Regions from separate parts of the Homo sapiens genome. Here region 2 is linked to region 1. The links are chromatin loops, found by intact Hi-C in ENCODE. Cell type or tissue: heart right ventricle. All regions are shown on one strand.

Region 1 (8,000 bases):
TGGGATCAGGGTGCCAGCATGATCAGAGTCTGGCAAGGGCCCTCTTTTGGGTTGCTGACGGCCACCTTCTCATATCGTCACGAAGTGGTGAGCAGAAAGCAAAGAAGCAAGCTCTCTTGTCTCTTCTTATAAGGGCACTAATCCATTCGTGAGGGCTCCACCCTTGTGACCTCATTATCTTTCAAAGGCCCCACCTAATACCATCACATTGGGCATTAGGATTTAATGGAACCAGGTGTGGTGGCTCGTGGCTGTAATCCCAGCACTTTGTGAGGCCAAGGTGGGTGGATTGCTTGAGCCCAGGAGTTTGAGACCTGCCTGGACAACATAGCGAGACCCTGTCTCTACCCAAAAAAAAAAAAAAAGTTAGCCAGGTAGGGTGGCAAACTCTTGTAGTCCCAGCTACTTGGGAGGCTGAGGGGAGAGGATCCCCTGAGCCCAAGAAGTCGAGGCTGCAGTGAGCCTTGATCACACCACTGCACTCCAGCCTGGGCAATAGAGCAAGACCTCTTCTTAAAAAAAAAGAAAAGAAAAAAAAGATGTAATGTATGAATTTGGGAGACACAAAGATTCAGCCTATAGCAGGGTCTTCCTCCTCTGCCTGTCCCCCAGCATCCTGTTTGCTGACATCGAGGGCTTCACCAGCCTGGCGTCCCAGTGCACTGCACAGGAACTGGTCATGACCCTCAACGAGCTCTTCGCCCGCTTTGACAAGCTGGCCGCAGTGAGTCACCCTGAGCCGGGGGTTGGGGTGGCCTGACCTGGGCTGTTGAGGGAGGCTGCTGTGGTCGAGGACCTGCTGAACCCCAGGGATGGGCATGTGCCTGGGTATATCCTGCTGAGCAGAGCCTGCTGGTGATGGGCAGAGGGGACCCTTAGGCTGCGGCTGTGTCCTCACGCCCTGCGTGGGCCCTGGAGACACACTTAGCTGGAGTTGCTTTCAGCACTGTCGCTGACCACAAGCGAGAGTGTAGGGAGCCCTCCATGCCCCCCATCCTTGGAAGCGGGTGGTGAGGCCTGCCGGTCACACTGCCCAAACCCCAGGGGAATAAGCTGTTTGTCTGGGGCATATTAGGGGCCATCAAGCTACATTCCTGATGAGATTGGCCAGACTGATAAGAGAATGAGTCTGAATCCCCAGCTGGCCTGCAGGCGGCTGTGTGCCATTCCCTAGCGGCATCCAGAAAGAGGACTCTTAAACGTTTGGATAAATTGGAAGTAACACTCCATGGCCGGGAGTGGTGAACGACACGTTCATTCCTTAGGCCCCTATTCACCCCTCCATTATCCTTTCCCAGCTCTAGGCCTTTGTAGAGTGATTAAATGTCAGTGGCCACTGACGGGTGGACACATTCCCCTTGGCCCACACAGGACGCCAGGCCGGGTTATTGATGAGAGGCTGGTGCCGTCAGTGCCAGTGCCAGGGCTTCTCTGGGGGCTTCCATGGTGGAGCGCATATACTTACCTGTGGATTTTGTCACTGAACTGAATGAGGTGAATAGCACCTGCTTGTCACTTGGGTCTCAAATGAGTCCAGGCCACAAGGGCACTTGAATCCCTGTTTCTCAACTATCTTTGGGAGCCAGAGTTGGACCGCTCATAATTGATGATTACTGATATTCTATCGCAATCCCACTGACGGATTGGTGGTGGCCTGCAGGTGGCCCTGTGGCACCTGTCACTCAGCAGCAGCTCTGTTGGATTCTTGGCACTCATGTGCTTGCTAGTTGAGCAAAATTCTTTTTTGATAAAAGTCTCAGACAGGCTGAGTCAGTGAGCTTTTGGTTAAAGCTCATTTCTGCCTGCTTCAGTCTTTTTGTAAAAGGAGGAGAATCAGACAACTTTTGATAGAATCTCAAGCAACGAATCAGAGTGACTCCTGGGGTGTGGAGGGGACCAGAGACCCTTGTACTGGGGCTTGGGGCCTTCCTTAAGCTGATAAGGCCACCCTGCTGGCTGAGCTGCAGTTCGACCAGCCAAATTCCTCTTGGGGCTCTGGAGTGGATCTTTAAAAGTGAGCTCCTGAGTCTGGGAGCTGGAATGCCGCTCAGGGCTGCCCAGCCCATCCCTCCATCCCCACAATCCCTCCCTCCCCAATGTCTCCTGATAAGCCTGTCCCAGGACCATGCCGAGTTCCGGCGTGGGCCTGCGCTCACTGCCCTAAAAGGCAAGTTATTCCAGGCACGGGGTGAATCTTTTTGCTTCTCGTTTCTTTCCCTCCCACTTCTCTTTCCTACTATTTTTAATTTGTAAAATTAATTTGCTTTCCAGGAGAATCACTGTTTACGTATTAAGATCCTTGGGGATTGTTATTACTGCGTCTCGGGGCTGCCTGAAGCAAGGGCTGACCACGCCCACTGCTGTGTGGAGATGGGCATGGACATGATCGAGGCCATCTCGTAAGTGTCCACCCCCCGGGTACCGTCTCCCTCCCTGGGACTGTCCACAGCCCGAGCGACTGACTGACCTGCCGGCTGCCTAGTTGGAGGCAGGGAAACAGTGGGGTGAAACTGTCTGCCAAAAGGTGCCCAGCCAAGCTGAGGGTTGGCGTGTGCCACCAGACTTTCTGCCTTCTCCAGGGTTCCTGTTCCCTACAGCAGCCTGGGCAGCTTTTCCCAGAGGAAGTGTGTGGGAGGGGAGGGCTCTGCAGACTCCAGGAGTGGAGGAGAGGCTGGCAGCCATGTGAGGATCCTGTGCCGTGTGAGGCCCTTGCACTTCCGGGGCCTCATGTTTCCTACAGACACCCAGCCAGGCATCGAACTGCTGGTTCCACTTCTTCCCAGATGTGAAAGGTTGGGCTCATAGGGGTTAGACAACTCCCCAGGGTGCTACTACCAGGCAGGCGGATTCAAATGCAGGTGTTCCGCTTAGAGAGAATCACCCTGCCTGTGAGCCATAGCAAAAAGGCACTTTGGCCAATTCATGGCTATCACTGGCCACAGAAGGAGCCCTGGTCATTGAAAAACATGGGTGGTGCAAGCTTATGTGACAGCCAAGGGAGCAAGTCAGAGACTTTGGGCTTTAGAAATAGCTTGGGCAGGGGCAGAGAAAAAAGGCACAGAGGGCAAGGTCAGAGGCGGGAGTGGCTGCCAGGAAGGCAGCCGGGTCCGTTGGTTTGGCTCAGTTCTACTTGCAGCACTTGCCAAGTGTCCCCAGCAAGCCTGAGCTAGACAATCAGTCTCCCCGGAAGCACAGAGCCTTAAGGGAGAGAGACCAGGACTCCTGGTGCTCAGATACAAGGCACGTCATGTGGACACGGCGAGGTAAGGGAGGCAGACTATTGAAGGAGGGCCCAGGAGGGGACAGTTGATTCCACTGAGAGGATCAAGAGAGTTTGCCTGAAGGAGGTGGCCGTGGAGTTAAGCCAAAAAGACAGAATGAGCCATTGTCAAGCTAAGCAAGTATCCAAAGGCACTGTGGATGGAAAGTATTTCAGTGAAGGTATTCTGCTGCAGTGGAGGTATTTACCAAGTTGATTCAGGACAAGAGAAATGATGGGTGACCTCAGTCTCCCCTGCAGTGGGTGTCAGCCTCTTGCTGATGGCGTGGGATGGGGTCAGGGAGTCTCAGTGGTGGTCCCACCCACTGGGGCAAGTCAGACTGCTGGTCCCCTGGCTAGCTGAGTGCGCCCATGCCCCAGGTGTTAGGGAGGGTCTAGGGCCCTAGAAAGTGCAATCTGAGTTCATCCATTACCCTACTTCCTGGCACCTGCACCCTCTCCTGCAGATGCTGGGCAGGTTCCCATGGGCCTCAGACATGCACCTGGAGATGTATGGCTTCCTTCCCAGTCTGCCTCCACTGCTCGCCCAGCATGAGGAGTTATAAGTGCATACGGAGGGCCTGCCCTGTCTACTGGGAGCTCCCAGATATGGATATGTGGTGCATGTGGCCGGGACCAAGCTTTCCTCTAGGGCATGGAGCACCCTAAGCCCCTGCACCTGCCCAGGCTCCCCTTCCCTCCTGAGCAGGCCATACCCTTGAAACCTGGGTAACCAGCTTTTGCCATCACCCTGCTAACATCTTGGAAGCAGCAGTGTGGATAAATCCAATAAAAAGATAATCCAAAAGCCATTTCTGTCTTACCCACAAGAGCATTATACAAATAGGGTTTGGAGTGGTGGTAACTTCCCTGTTTAATTCAAGTCGGCCCTAACGTGCATTTGCATTTTTCCAATCACAATTTAATTGACAGGGCAGTGCTGGCCAGAGGTGCCCTCCTGGAGGGGAAGCAGCAGGGCTCTAGGTTTTAGTGTGGCACCGCGCCACCTTGTGGCCAGGCCGGGAACAGCCCCTTTCACAGCCGACTGCACCTGCCGCCCGCCCCAGTGCCCTTCAGGCTGAACGTTCTTGGACTCTAGGGCTGGATGGGAGAGAGAAGACTCTTTGACCCCCGCACCTTCACCTTCCCTGCACCTGCAGCCTCACCCCCATTCTGTGTGCCTGGCCTCCAGCCTTCTCCCAGCTTTACTCCTGCTCCATCCCCAGGTTGGTCCGGGAGGTGACAGGGGTGAACGTGAACATGCGTGTGGGAATTCACAGCGGGCGAGTACACTGCGGTGTCCTTGGTCTCAGGAAGTGGCAGTTCGACGTCTGGTCTAACGATGTCACGCTAGCCAACCACATGGAGGCTGGCGGCAAGGCAGGGTGAGTGACAGCTGTGGGTGGCTTGGGGCCCCGACCTGGGTTCCCACTCAAGCCCACCCAGGGTGACCATCCTGCAGAGGCGAGGCGGGGCAGGGTGGGGTGGGCAGGATGGGCAGCAAGCACCTGTGGGGGCGCTGGGGTGAGCACAGTGGAAGTAGAAATTCCTCTACTTGCCAAATCACCTGTGCCACCGTTGGCCAGTTGTGGGAGCATTATGTCACCCTTCCCTGAGCCTTGACCCAGAAGATATTGACCCAAACCATGGTGGCTGGTGAGGTGTGATAGACAGAGTTCTGGAGGAGGGAGGAATCACAGATAGTTTCTGGGATGGCTAGACCATAAAGGAGGCAGGACTGGGAGGGGTGAGGAAGGTGGGGTGGGAAGAGCCTGCTGCTAGGCGGAGGGAACACAGCGAGGCAAGGCACAGGTGTGGGGGACACAGCATTTCCAAGGAATGGGAGAAGAGCCGATGGCCTTTTAGGGACGGCTAGGAGAAACAGCGCCTGTGTTCAGAAGGCATGAGTGCCAGGCTCGTGAATTTGGACTCCGTCCTGTCGCGTGCAGGAGCCATTGCTGGCTTCTGAGCAGGAGTGAGAGGCTTGCAAAGTTTGCAAGACTGGAGGCCATGTTGTCTTGGGCAAGCTAATGTAGTGGTCTGTGCCAGGATGTTCAGTGTGAGACAGTGTGGTTGCAGTGGGCATGAGAGCCCACTTGATAGTAATGGAGGGTACCATGCAAGGTTGAGGTTAGGATTTGAGCAGAGCTTGGGGCCCTAGGGTTTGAATTGTGGTGAACCCACTAATTGCAGTTTGGTTTTTCACGGGGGCTGACATTATGACTTTGAGTTTTCTGCCCTCTCCACCCTGATCCCTGCCCCCCTGTAGACGCATCCACATCACCAAGGCTACACTCAACTACCTGAATGGGGACTACGAGGTGGAGCCAGGCTGTGGGGGCGAGCGCAACGCCTACCTCAAGGAGCACAGTATCGAGACCTTCCTCATCCTGCGCTGCACCCAGAAGCGGGTCTGTGGGCTGGGGGCCGGGGGGCTGAGGGGCTCCCTTCCTCCAGGGAGGAACATTTTCGTGACCTGCTGCTTCCTTCTCTTTCCTTGAGTGAAGTCATGAATTTCTTATGCAGTTGCGGTTCCTGCATCTTAAAAAGGACCCCGGCAGTTAGGCCTTGCAAAAAGGATGGTAAAGAGGGAATCTTTTAATAGTGCTTCTTTTGCAAAAATGCAACAGGCCTCAAATCAGTTAGCAACAAGACATCAGAAGTCCACAAGCTGGAAATCAGCATCAAGGGAGTCTGTGGATACCGTATATTTTATCTCCATCTCTCTCCTTTTCATTTGCCTTTTACTGGGGTGGACACTTGCCCTAATCTCTCTCTCTCTGATCCATAGATCGGTGTCCATCTCCACATGTGCCTATGTCTTTGTTTCTTGAACCTATTTTCCCCTTTCCCTTTCTAGTCTGTTTCTTTTTCCCCCTTTGTCTCAGCCCACACTTGCTGAAATATAAAGCTAAATTATTAGCAGACTTCAGTGTTCTATTTTTAATAGTGTCATGTTCCATGCTCTTAATTTTTAAAGCAAATCAAGAGAACATTTTCTATTTCTCCCTAAACTAAAATGCCTTTTACTTATGAGTCTTTCTGTGGAATTTATCTGCCAGTCAGTGCCCTTTGATAGAGAAAAGCTTCCCCATTTCTCTTCCTAAGAAGTGAAACGAAAGACAAAATTAGTCTGTGAGAAGAGTTCAGAGAGTCTTGGATGACAGCAAAGGTGATTTTTAAAGGGAGGCAGGCAGGGCTGTTGAGGGCAGGTGCCCGTGCCAAGAGGGACATCAGAGGGACACCTTATCCTACCATGCAGTACCCCAGGGGACAGATCCTGGCTCGGGGGCCCTTCATGGGAGCTGTGTCAGACCCTCCACAGGCACCAGGAAGAGGGATGGGGGATTCAGGGCCCTGTGGGGACAGCTCCTCATGGTTTCCTTGACACGTTTGTAAGCGTTGGCCAGTTCCTTGGCCATAGTATCAATGAACTGGGTCCTCCAGGCTCTTTACCCACATCTCTCAGTGCCTGGGTCACAAGGCCTCCCGCAGCTTCCTGCCCTAGACCCTGAGTTCCCTGGCTCTTGGTTCTTTTAGCTGGACAAGCGGTCCAAAAAGGATGAAATGGAGACAGAAAGAGTAACAGGCACCCCCACCAGCAATGTCAGCTGAAGCAGGCTGTGTCCCCACCGTCACCTCATCTGACAAGGGAGGGAGTTGAGGGGAGGGTTGCCTCAGGTCTCTAGCTCTCTTGCACCCATTTGGATGGATAGACAGACAGACAGATAGATGAGATCCTGGGGAGTGTGTTGGCCCATAGATAGCTGACTGAGACTCTGTGTATTTGTACAATGCCTGTCAGCTCTTGAATCTCATAACTTCACTGACCCAAACCTCTTTGGAAGTGGCCTCTTGGGCCCCGGGCCGTGTCCTAGTGCCCTCTCTGTTGTAGCATATTTTGGAGAAGTTGAGCAGAGGTTGTGATCCCAGGTCTCCTCTCCCTCCGGTACCCCCTGGGCAACTTCAGATCAGGCCCCACCCACCCTTGAGGCTGTAGCTAGAGCCCTACCCTGGCCTGCCCATGAGCAAAGCCTGATGTGACACCACAGCCTGCCAGGGACCAAGTTGGGAGGCTTAGGTATGAGTTGGCCTGGCTGCCTGGGAGACCCAAGCTCAGCCCTCGCTGATCACCCTGCCCCACAGAGTAGGGGGAGGAAGCACAGTGCGGGCAGCTGGGTGCGTCAGCTCAGGCCTTTCGGAGCCTAGGCCATCCAGAGGAGAGAAGGGCACCCAGGATAGAATCTTACAGTCGAACTTACAGGGAGAACTCCTTGCAAATGGCAGATGTTCCCAAGCTCTTTGCTTTCTCACAAGACCAACTCTCATCATCTTTTGCCACTCCCACCTGAGCCAGCCAGGGCTGGCATTAGGGAGTTTGGAGAGATCCAGGATGCTTGCCTGGGGAGTTCCAGGATCTGGGCCGAGCTCTGGCTCCAGGGCTGTGCAGAGAGGAAAGGGCAGCTGCCTTAGCCCCTTACCTGGCCAGGTACGATGTTTGGGGAAGGGTGAGGAGCCCTCCGCTTGGACTCCTCATCTCCCCCCATCTCTGTGTTCGTCTTCCAGAAAGAAGAGAAGGCCATGATCGCCAAGATGAACCGCCAGAGAACCAACTCCATCGGGCACAACCCACCACACTGGGGGGCTGAGCGCCCCTTCTACAACCACCTGGGTGGCAACCAGGTGTCCAAGGAGATGAAGCGGATGGTGAGTGGCTGGTGGGGCAGCCTGTGGGCAACAC
Region 2 (8,000 bases), 55 kb before region 1:
TTCATCATCTCTCATCTGGACCATTGCGCAGCCTTTTACTTAGCTCTGGGCCACCTTCCATACAGCTGTAATGCGACATTTCCAAAATTCAGGTCTGAGCACATCACTTCCTTGCCATTCTGGCCCAAAATACTGGCTTCCCCCCATCTTCCCTACACCCCTGAACAGCTGTTCTCTTCTGCCAAGCTTCTCTAGAATGCTTTCTGTCCCTCCAGTGTCTTGTCCCCCTTTGCTACTCATCTGCATTCCAGAACCCACCTCAAATATCACCTTCTCTGGGAAGCCTTCCTGGGTCACCTTCCAGCATTCAGGGATGGACTCTTTCCTTTCCTTTCTGGTGCTCCTGTGTGACCACACACCGTGACCAGCTGTTGTACTCTCCTGGTTTTATCTGTCTCCTCCTAGACTGGATGTGTCTCAAAACCCAAGATAGGCCTTATTTATTGCTGATGTTGCCAGTCCTAGCAGAGTGCCTGGCCTGCCATTGGGTTTAGTACATGTTTGCCTAATTAATGTTGTGTTGAAAGGAAATTCTTTTTTGCATCTGCAATAGGCCTTTTTAAGGGGGGTTACTATTTCCCTTGATTTGAATATCTCATGTTTGTCTATGACTGGGCTGGGCCGGGTCAGGATGAATGTCCTCCTAGGTAAGAGATGAGCTTCTCTGCGGCCTTGTAGATTTGTATTTTTTGTTGTTGTTGTTACTGTCACCTACTTTGCACTCTGTAGTTTACCCCCAGCCTCCTGCTGTGCTGATAAAATCCTGGGCAATTAATACCTACTCCCAAGTCAATGGATTTGGCTGGATTGATTTTTTTTCCCCTGGCTAGTTTCCCCAACCCTGGCATTTTCTATGAAAGTAGAAGAGGTCTCAGAGTCTAGGCTCATTTAAATAACAATGTAATAAATATCACATGGGCTCAAACATCACCAAGGAGGTAAATGTATTAAAAAGCATCGATGCATTTCAAAGCCTGATACCAATGATTTTCAGATTATTCTTGGAATAGCTCTCACAACCCACACACATGAATAATAAAATCTGTGTATACACATACATGTGTCTGTGTGTATCTACATCCTAATTCTGTGGGTTGTTATATTTGTACCATTGATTATAGGGACGCAGCCTTGAACCCGGTAATTTAATCAGTTTTTGTTGAATGAATGAAGTAGTGAAGAAATGAATGGACTGGAGCCTGAGGGAGTACCTGTTTCTCCTCTCCTTGAAGGTCCAGCACTTTCTTATGGATCCTAGTGTTTGCATGAGCTGTGCTGGGTCATGGCTCTGGCTGTCGTCTTTCTCTGTTTTGGAGTGGCCGGTTTCTGCTGGAGGTTCCCTTCCACGCTGACGGGCTTAAGACCTTGGGTCATTTGCATTATGATGAGAAGACCCAGCTGGGCTATATCTAGGAGAAGTTACAGGAAACGGGGTGGGGTCGGGGGCGCTGGCAGGCAGCGTGGGAAGAAAGTTTCTGCAGCCTGCAAAGTAAAAAAGACTGGTCAGGGGTGTTTCCTGGACGTCCTTGAAACTGCCCAAGGAGGGTGAGGTGCCCCTCCTTGGCTAACAGATTTGGGCCCATGGCTCAGGTAGCCTTGAGGGAGGGTCGGGGTATGGTGACCATATGATTTAGCAGCAAAACCAGGACTCTTTTGAGAGTGGAAGGAGAGAGGGTGCTGTTAATAATTTGTTCCAGACAATAGGCATAACGAGACTATGCTGAGCAAATTGAAACATGTCTCCTAAGTAGAAGATGGGCCAGTTCTGGGGGCACCCCAGTTCCTTCCAGAGAGCACATATGGGTGGGGAGTGGCAGCATGAAGGACAGTGTTCTGAGAAGCCAAGAGATGGCCAGGGTGGAAGATAGGATCCCTGGAGCCACTGGTATGCCGTGGGGTCTCTCTCACTGGGCCTCGGGGCTCCTGGTTGACGTTAAGGATGGTGGCCTCTGCCGAGGATGAGGGGAGCCAGGGCTCAGTGCCTGGGCCCCAGGAGGAGAAAAGTGTCAAGGCTGAGTCACCCAGCTTGGCAGCTGGCCCTGTGCCCTCCTGTCCACCTAAAGCTGAGCTGCTTCGGGCTCATTCATGCCTTTGAGCCTTTCCTGACCTCCTCCTGGCCTGGAGTTCTGAGGAGAGCTGCATCTTCTGGAAGCCTTTCCATGGGCCTGCTTGGGCTCTCACGCTCTGCCTCTTTGACGGTCCTGTGGCGCTGTCACTTAGGCTTTGACCTCAGGTCAGTGTCAGAACCTTTCTGAGCCTCAGTGTCTTCATCAATAAGATAGGGATAAGAGCACCTACCCTGGAGAGCCGTCTTGGGATTAGATACAGGGTGATGGTGGTGACGATGATTCTCAGCCTGTCCACGAAAGAAGTCTTTTTTGTAGACTATAGAGAGAGGTAAGAAAAACGAAAAATGGGAGAATTATCCTGATAGCTAGTATCTACTTTAACTCTGCAGCTCTTGATTACAGATATTATTCTCCATTTTACAGATGAGAAACTGAAGCACAGAGAGGTTAAGTAACTTGTCCAAGATCACACAGCCAGTAAGTGTTATAGTGGCATTTGGACTCCAGCTTTTCTAGCTAACTTGCGGCTGGATGGGTCCCCATGCAGGAGTTCTGGGAGCTGGAGGGGCAGGGGTAGGCATTCAGAACTTTGGTGGGTTTCCTCTCCCACCCTGTACACACCCCTGTCTCACCATCTAGGTCTCCAGAATGTAGAGGAGTCATGATTTTAGGCACCAAGACTATGTGTCTGGCTGGGGCTAAGTGAGGCTTATTTATAAAAGGTTTTAATAAAATAAGCACTTTGGCTCTATTAACGTTCCCTCCCTCTCCTTTCTCCATCCCCTCTACTTGCCCTGCTCCCACATACTCACAGCCACACACAGACTACAGCACTGGTCGTGCGTGCGTGTGTGTGTGTGTGTGCGTGTGTGTCTGCAGTGGACATTTTTTGCCCCTAGAAGGATGTGTACCGGCTTTCCCCTGCAGTGTGAATGTGTGGTTCTGGCTCCAGGGTGGCCTCTGCAGGAAGGGCAGCTTGCTTAGATAGAGCCATCCAGAGCTGTGCTTCTGCCTGGTTCTGGAGTTTCTTGCTTGTTTATTTACTTACCGGGGGTGGGCTGGGGTGCCGGCTGTAAGGAGAGGGGGGCCTGCGTTCAGATTGTTCAGAGCCATCTGCTGTTTGCGGTAACTTGCCAGGCAGAGCTGCTGGGTGGCTGGCTTTGCAGTGTTCCCTGTAAATATTATGACTTTGAGGACCAGGGTGGGGTCCCAGGGACTTCAAGGAGACTGAAGGGCTGGTCCTCCTTTGTGCCTGCACCCTCTGACAGTCCTGTTGTCCCCCTTCCTCTCCCGGGCCGAGGGGTCCTAGGACAAAGGTTGGCTCCAGGAATAACAAGGAAATCAGAGTGGTACTAGTGGCCTCTTCATGCTTCCCAAGTTAGAAAACTTGGGATTCAGAGACTGTCTGCAGAGCTGCACTTCAGAGTGGGAAGGTGGGAAAGAAGAGGTGCCCTGGAGCTTGAGGCTAGTTCCCTTGGCTTTACTGGGGAGGGGGCAACACAGGAATAATCTGTGGGCGTAGTGAAATTTAGATGGTCCAGCAGTCCCCTGGAGCTTGGTTCTGGGGTCAGAGGAAGGGCAGTGTCTGTGGACACACCTGGCTTTGAGTCCTAGTTCCGGCCCTTGTGACCTGGGCAAGAGCCCGAGGTAATGTATATAAAGGGCATAGCAAGGAGTGGCGAAAATACCAGCAGGGCTTCGCTTCTGGGGCCATGGAGCCAACTTGCTGTCTGCGGGTGGCTGCACTCGCCCTGACCCAGGGCGACTCAGTCATTGTGCCAGAGGAGCCTCTGTAGCTCCATGTTTTTGGTTCCCCTGGGTTGGAAGATTCACCCTCAAGTCTAACCCAAGTCCTTGATAATATGTACTGTCCAGCCAACCTGTTCTGTTGTCAGAGGGGACAGCAGGTCCCACCTGTACTTGTGAGCTAAAGGCTGTTTATTTTTAAATCTCCCTCAGGGTCTTTTCTTGGGGCCTAGTGACATCAGGCCCTCTGACTCAGGAATCTTAAGGGTCACATGGTAATAACATTTGGGAGTTTCTTATTGGGTTCACAACTGCAGGGACTAAGGAGCAGTCATTACTGTCCCGGGAGCATGGACAGACTCCCTTACCCTCTGCAGGGCAGAAAAGATCATTTACAAGGCCACCCTTGAGGAAGGGTGGGTGTGTGTTTGTGTGTGTGTGTGCGCGCGCGCACGTGCCTTGCAGAAGGGTGTGTGTGTGTGTGTGCATGCCTTGAGGAAGGGTGTGTGTGTGCACCTTGAGGAAGAGTGTGTGTGTGTTTGTGTGTGTGTGTGCGTGCCTTGAGGAAGTGTGTGTGTGTGCACGTGCACCTTGAGGAAGGGTGTGTGTGCGTGTATGTGTGTGTGTGTGCCTGCCTGCATGTGTGGATGTGGATATGGGCTTGTGTACATTTTCCTTTCCCTCTGGGTTGCCCAGTAGTTTAAACCCCCTAGCTGAGATGTGCAGGGGGCTCTGCACAGGGAGCCGTCGCTGTTGCTGCTGTGGAGATGAGCCTAAAATTAGCCCCGTGGGCGGGCACTTTGCCATCTGGCATTCCTCTCCCTAAAGAGCTTGTCCATCTCCAGTAAGGTGGGAGCCTGGAATACCAGGGCAGCCCCTATCTACCTCACCGTGGCATTGAGGCTGAGCTGTGAGCATCTTCACATTTTCCCAGGCGATCAGAAGAATCTTACCCCTCCCCGCTAAGCCTTGACAGTTGCCACATAAAGCCATGAGTGGAGAGAGTGGGCCTTCGCGCTTGCCTCAAGTGCACGGCCACAGGGACGTACTTCACATTCCCGAGGAGGCGAGGAGGGCAGCTGTGGGCCTGGCTGCAGAGGGAATGATGCCTCCTCCCTCCCTTTCTGACACACACTATGGCTACTGACTTGGCTTCCCTGGAATTTCTAGTCCTGGGAGCAGGGCTCAGATTTCCAAAATGCGACTCCTCCCTACGGCCTGGGCTGCATTCCTGTTTACGTGTGTGTCCCTGTCTACCCACTCACCCCTACCAGGACGGGGCTGGGACTTGGCCATTGGTTGTGCGTGGTGGTCAGGGGTCACCTGTTAGCAAGGCTCGGGGCCCTGGGGTGGCCATGGGGTGGGGGTGGGGGAGGCTGAGGATGGCTGGTGGGAGATATGGGCCTGGAAGGAGTGCAGGGCCCAGAGTGGATTTCATGTTAAATTGAATCTTCCACCTATGCTGTTTTATTTTTCTTTATTTTGTCATAAAATGCATATGACATAAAATTTATCTTGTAACCGTTTTTAAGTGTGCCAGTCAGACATTACGTACATTCACCATGGTGGGCAGCCACTACCAGAATCCATTTCCAGAACTTTTTCATCATTCCAAACAGAAACTCTACCCATTAAACACCAACTCCATTCCTTCCTCCCCCCAGCCTTTGGTCATCTCTAATCTACTTTCTGTCTCTATGATTTTGACTAGTCCGGGTACTTCCCACAATATTTGTCCTTTTGTGTCTGGCTTATTTCACTTAGCATAATGTTTTTGAGGCTTATCCCTGTTGTAGCATGTGTCAGCATCTCATTCCTATTGAAGGTTGAATAATGTTCCATTGTGTATAGATAGCATATTTTATCTATTCATTCATCTGACATGGATACCTTGGTAGTTTCCATCTTTTGGCTGTTGTGAATAGTGCTGCTGGGAGCATGCGTGTAAAAATATCTGTTTGAGCCCCTGCTCTCAATTATTTGGGGTATATAATTCAGAAGTGGACTTTCTGAATCCTATGGTAATCTTATTTTTCATTTTTTGAGAAACCACCATACTGTTTTCCACAGGGGCTGCACCATTTTTTATTCCCACCAGCAATGCCTGGAGGTTCTGATTTCTCCATTCTCACCAACACTTCATACTTTTTTAAAAGGCTGGATGAAGTGTTGTCCTTTATAGATGAGATGATGTTAGAGGACTTTTCTGGCATTAAAAGGATATCTGGTCCTTTGCTTGGGGATGGATATCTGGCTTAAGAGTGTCCCATGCAGAAGCAACAGCCAGATCAAAGGCCCTGGGGTGGGAATGTGCCTGCCGCCTATTCAGAAGAACAAGAAGGCCAGTATGGCTGGAGCAGAGGGACAACAGGGGGGCCCCAGGAGATGAGGTCAGCGAGGTAAGGGAGGGAGGTAGACCGCGAAGGGCCTTGCCCACCACCAGCTGGACTTGGGCCTTTCTTCTCCCTTGAGTGAGAAGGGAGCTATTGCAGGGTTTAAGCAGAGGGGTGATGTGATTCTGACTCACATTTTTAAGGATCCTCTGGTTGCTTTGTTGAAAAGAGAGTACAGGCCCAAGGGTAGAAGCCAGAGAGCAGTCAGGTGCCCAGGTGAGAGCTGACGCTGAGGAAAGGTCTGAGATGTGCAGCCTGGATCTAGTGCTGGCAGTGGCTCTCAGGAGCGATGGAAGCCAGCGGGAGATGTGTGGATAAGCATGCTAAACCGGCAACATGATTTGTGGGACCCTATGCAAAATGAAAATATGGGACCCCTTGTACAAAAAGTACTGAGAATTTTAAGACAGAAACAACAGAGTATTAAACTCAGTGTGGAGCCCTGTGCAGCTGCACAGATCACACATGCATGAAGCTGGCCCTGTGGCTAAACCATCCAGCTTCTCCCAGACCAATGAGCAGGGCTGGGATTTGGAGATACTCACTGTCAATGTCGTGCAAGTGTAGAGTTGGCACCTGCCATTGAGCCAATTCCCAGCCACGTCTTTGGGGAGAGGCTTCTGGGATTGGCTTTTGTGAGAAAGAGGTATAGTGATTTCTTCCCCTGAATGTGGCACAGGCCACAGGTAAAGACTTCCAGGAGAATGGAGATGAAGGCTTGTGGCTGAAGCAGATGCCAAGCTCCTGCCCTGACCCCTGGTGTACTGTGACGGAGACCTCTTGGCTCTGATAAAAGGGAAAAGTGAAAATCCTCGGCATTTACTAGAAGAGGGCAGAGCAAAGAGACTACTGCGCTCCAATAATAGAAGAGCTGAAACAGAGTATTAAATTCTTTTTTAAAGTGTGCTAGCACTTGGCACATATTATTGCCTATACTACTTCAACCACTCTATGGGGAAAGCTGTCACCACTGTTATCCCCATGATACATATGACAAAACTGAGGCTCAGACAGGTTAAGTAACTTGCCCAGAGTCACCGTATGAAGTGGAAGGGCTAGGAATGGGACCCAGGCTTGCTGTCTCCTTAGCATGTGCTCCTGACCTGTCATTAACCCTGATAAGCGTCAGTTCCTATCCCCTCCCTCTCCTGGCAAGTATCTCTCAGGCCGGATCTCCCATCCTTACAGGCCCATCTGTGTCCATCCCTTTCTCAGCGGTAATGATGTTGATGACATGTTTATTGAGCACAGTTAGCACTTTACATATGATAGCTTATTTAAGTCTTACACTGACCCAGAGAGTGGGCCCCATTTCCCAGGAGAGGCAGCTGAGGCACAGACAGGTACTAGCCATGGGGAGAGGTAAAGCACCTTGAGGGGACCTTGACATTTGCATTTCTCATGGGGAAGGACAGGATCTGAGGAAGGTCAGTGGAGGTGGCCTAGGCTCTGGCTTTTGTGGTGTGTGCTTGCCTGCCCTGATTTTAGGAGGGTGGCCCTGCCGGGCATCCTGACTTCAGAAGAGGAAGCCAACAGTGCCTTGTGTTTAGAGGGCTAAGGCAGTGGGCAGTTTTGTAGGACATCGTTTAGGTCATCTGGGCTTACAGGCCTCTTCTCTCTGCATCTCCCCTTGGGAAGCCCAGGATCTAAAAGCCTCCAAACGCCAGCTACTCAGGGCTTGGTTGTGGGGGATGGGATGGAATCCACTTGAGGGCAGAGGGCCTGGTGGTCACTTTCCCCTACTCAAGCCTGTTCACCACAGCTGGCTCCCTGTAAACGTTTGTGGTTGATA

Evidence for each region. Hi-C counts contacts between places; a loop is a spot of excess contacts. Peaks named below come from ENCODE experiments on the same cell type or tissue, not always from the same donor. Only the 100,000 strongest peaks of a DNase experiment are listed, where the experiment ranks them.
Region 2: a loop joins it to region 1, with 2.5 times the contacts of the local background. A loop is called at or near these places in 15 of 110 quality-filtered maps.

What each region holds. Positions count from the first base shown.
Region 1 is chr3:123,325,288-123,333,287 of GRCh38, reverse strand. ADCY5 (adenylate cyclase 5) reads left to right here. Exons shown (of 21, transcript NM_183357.3): 4 at 613-724; 5 at 2,272-2,399; 6 at 4,486-4,644; 7 at 5,529-5,670; 8 at 7,826-7,966. Among named protein-coding and RNA genes, the nearest start is that of ADCY5, 120 kb to the left of the region's middle. RefSeq lists enhancers at 1,930-2,717, 3,939-4,438, 4,439-4,940. In heart right ventricle, a CTCF peak has its summit at 4,265 (motif pointing left); DNase peaks (open chromatin) are centred at 2,097, 2,414 and 4,267; H3K27ac peaks cover 7,741 bases.
Region 2 is chr3:123,380,227-123,388,226 of GRCh38, reverse strand. The region is part of intron 1 of ADCY5 (adenylate cyclase 5); the gene reads left to right. LOC124909420 (a long non-coding RNA gene) reads right to left here and starts at 2,381. Exons shown (of 2, transcript XR_007096035.1): 1 at 2,299-2,381; 2 at 1,132-1,482. RefSeq lists enhancers at 1,469-1,969, 1,970-2,470. In heart right ventricle, a CTCF peak has its summit at 3,029 (motif pointing left); DNase peaks (open chromatin) are centred at 3,014 and 4,616; H3K4me3 peaks cover 1,527 bases; H3K27ac peaks cover 8,000 bases.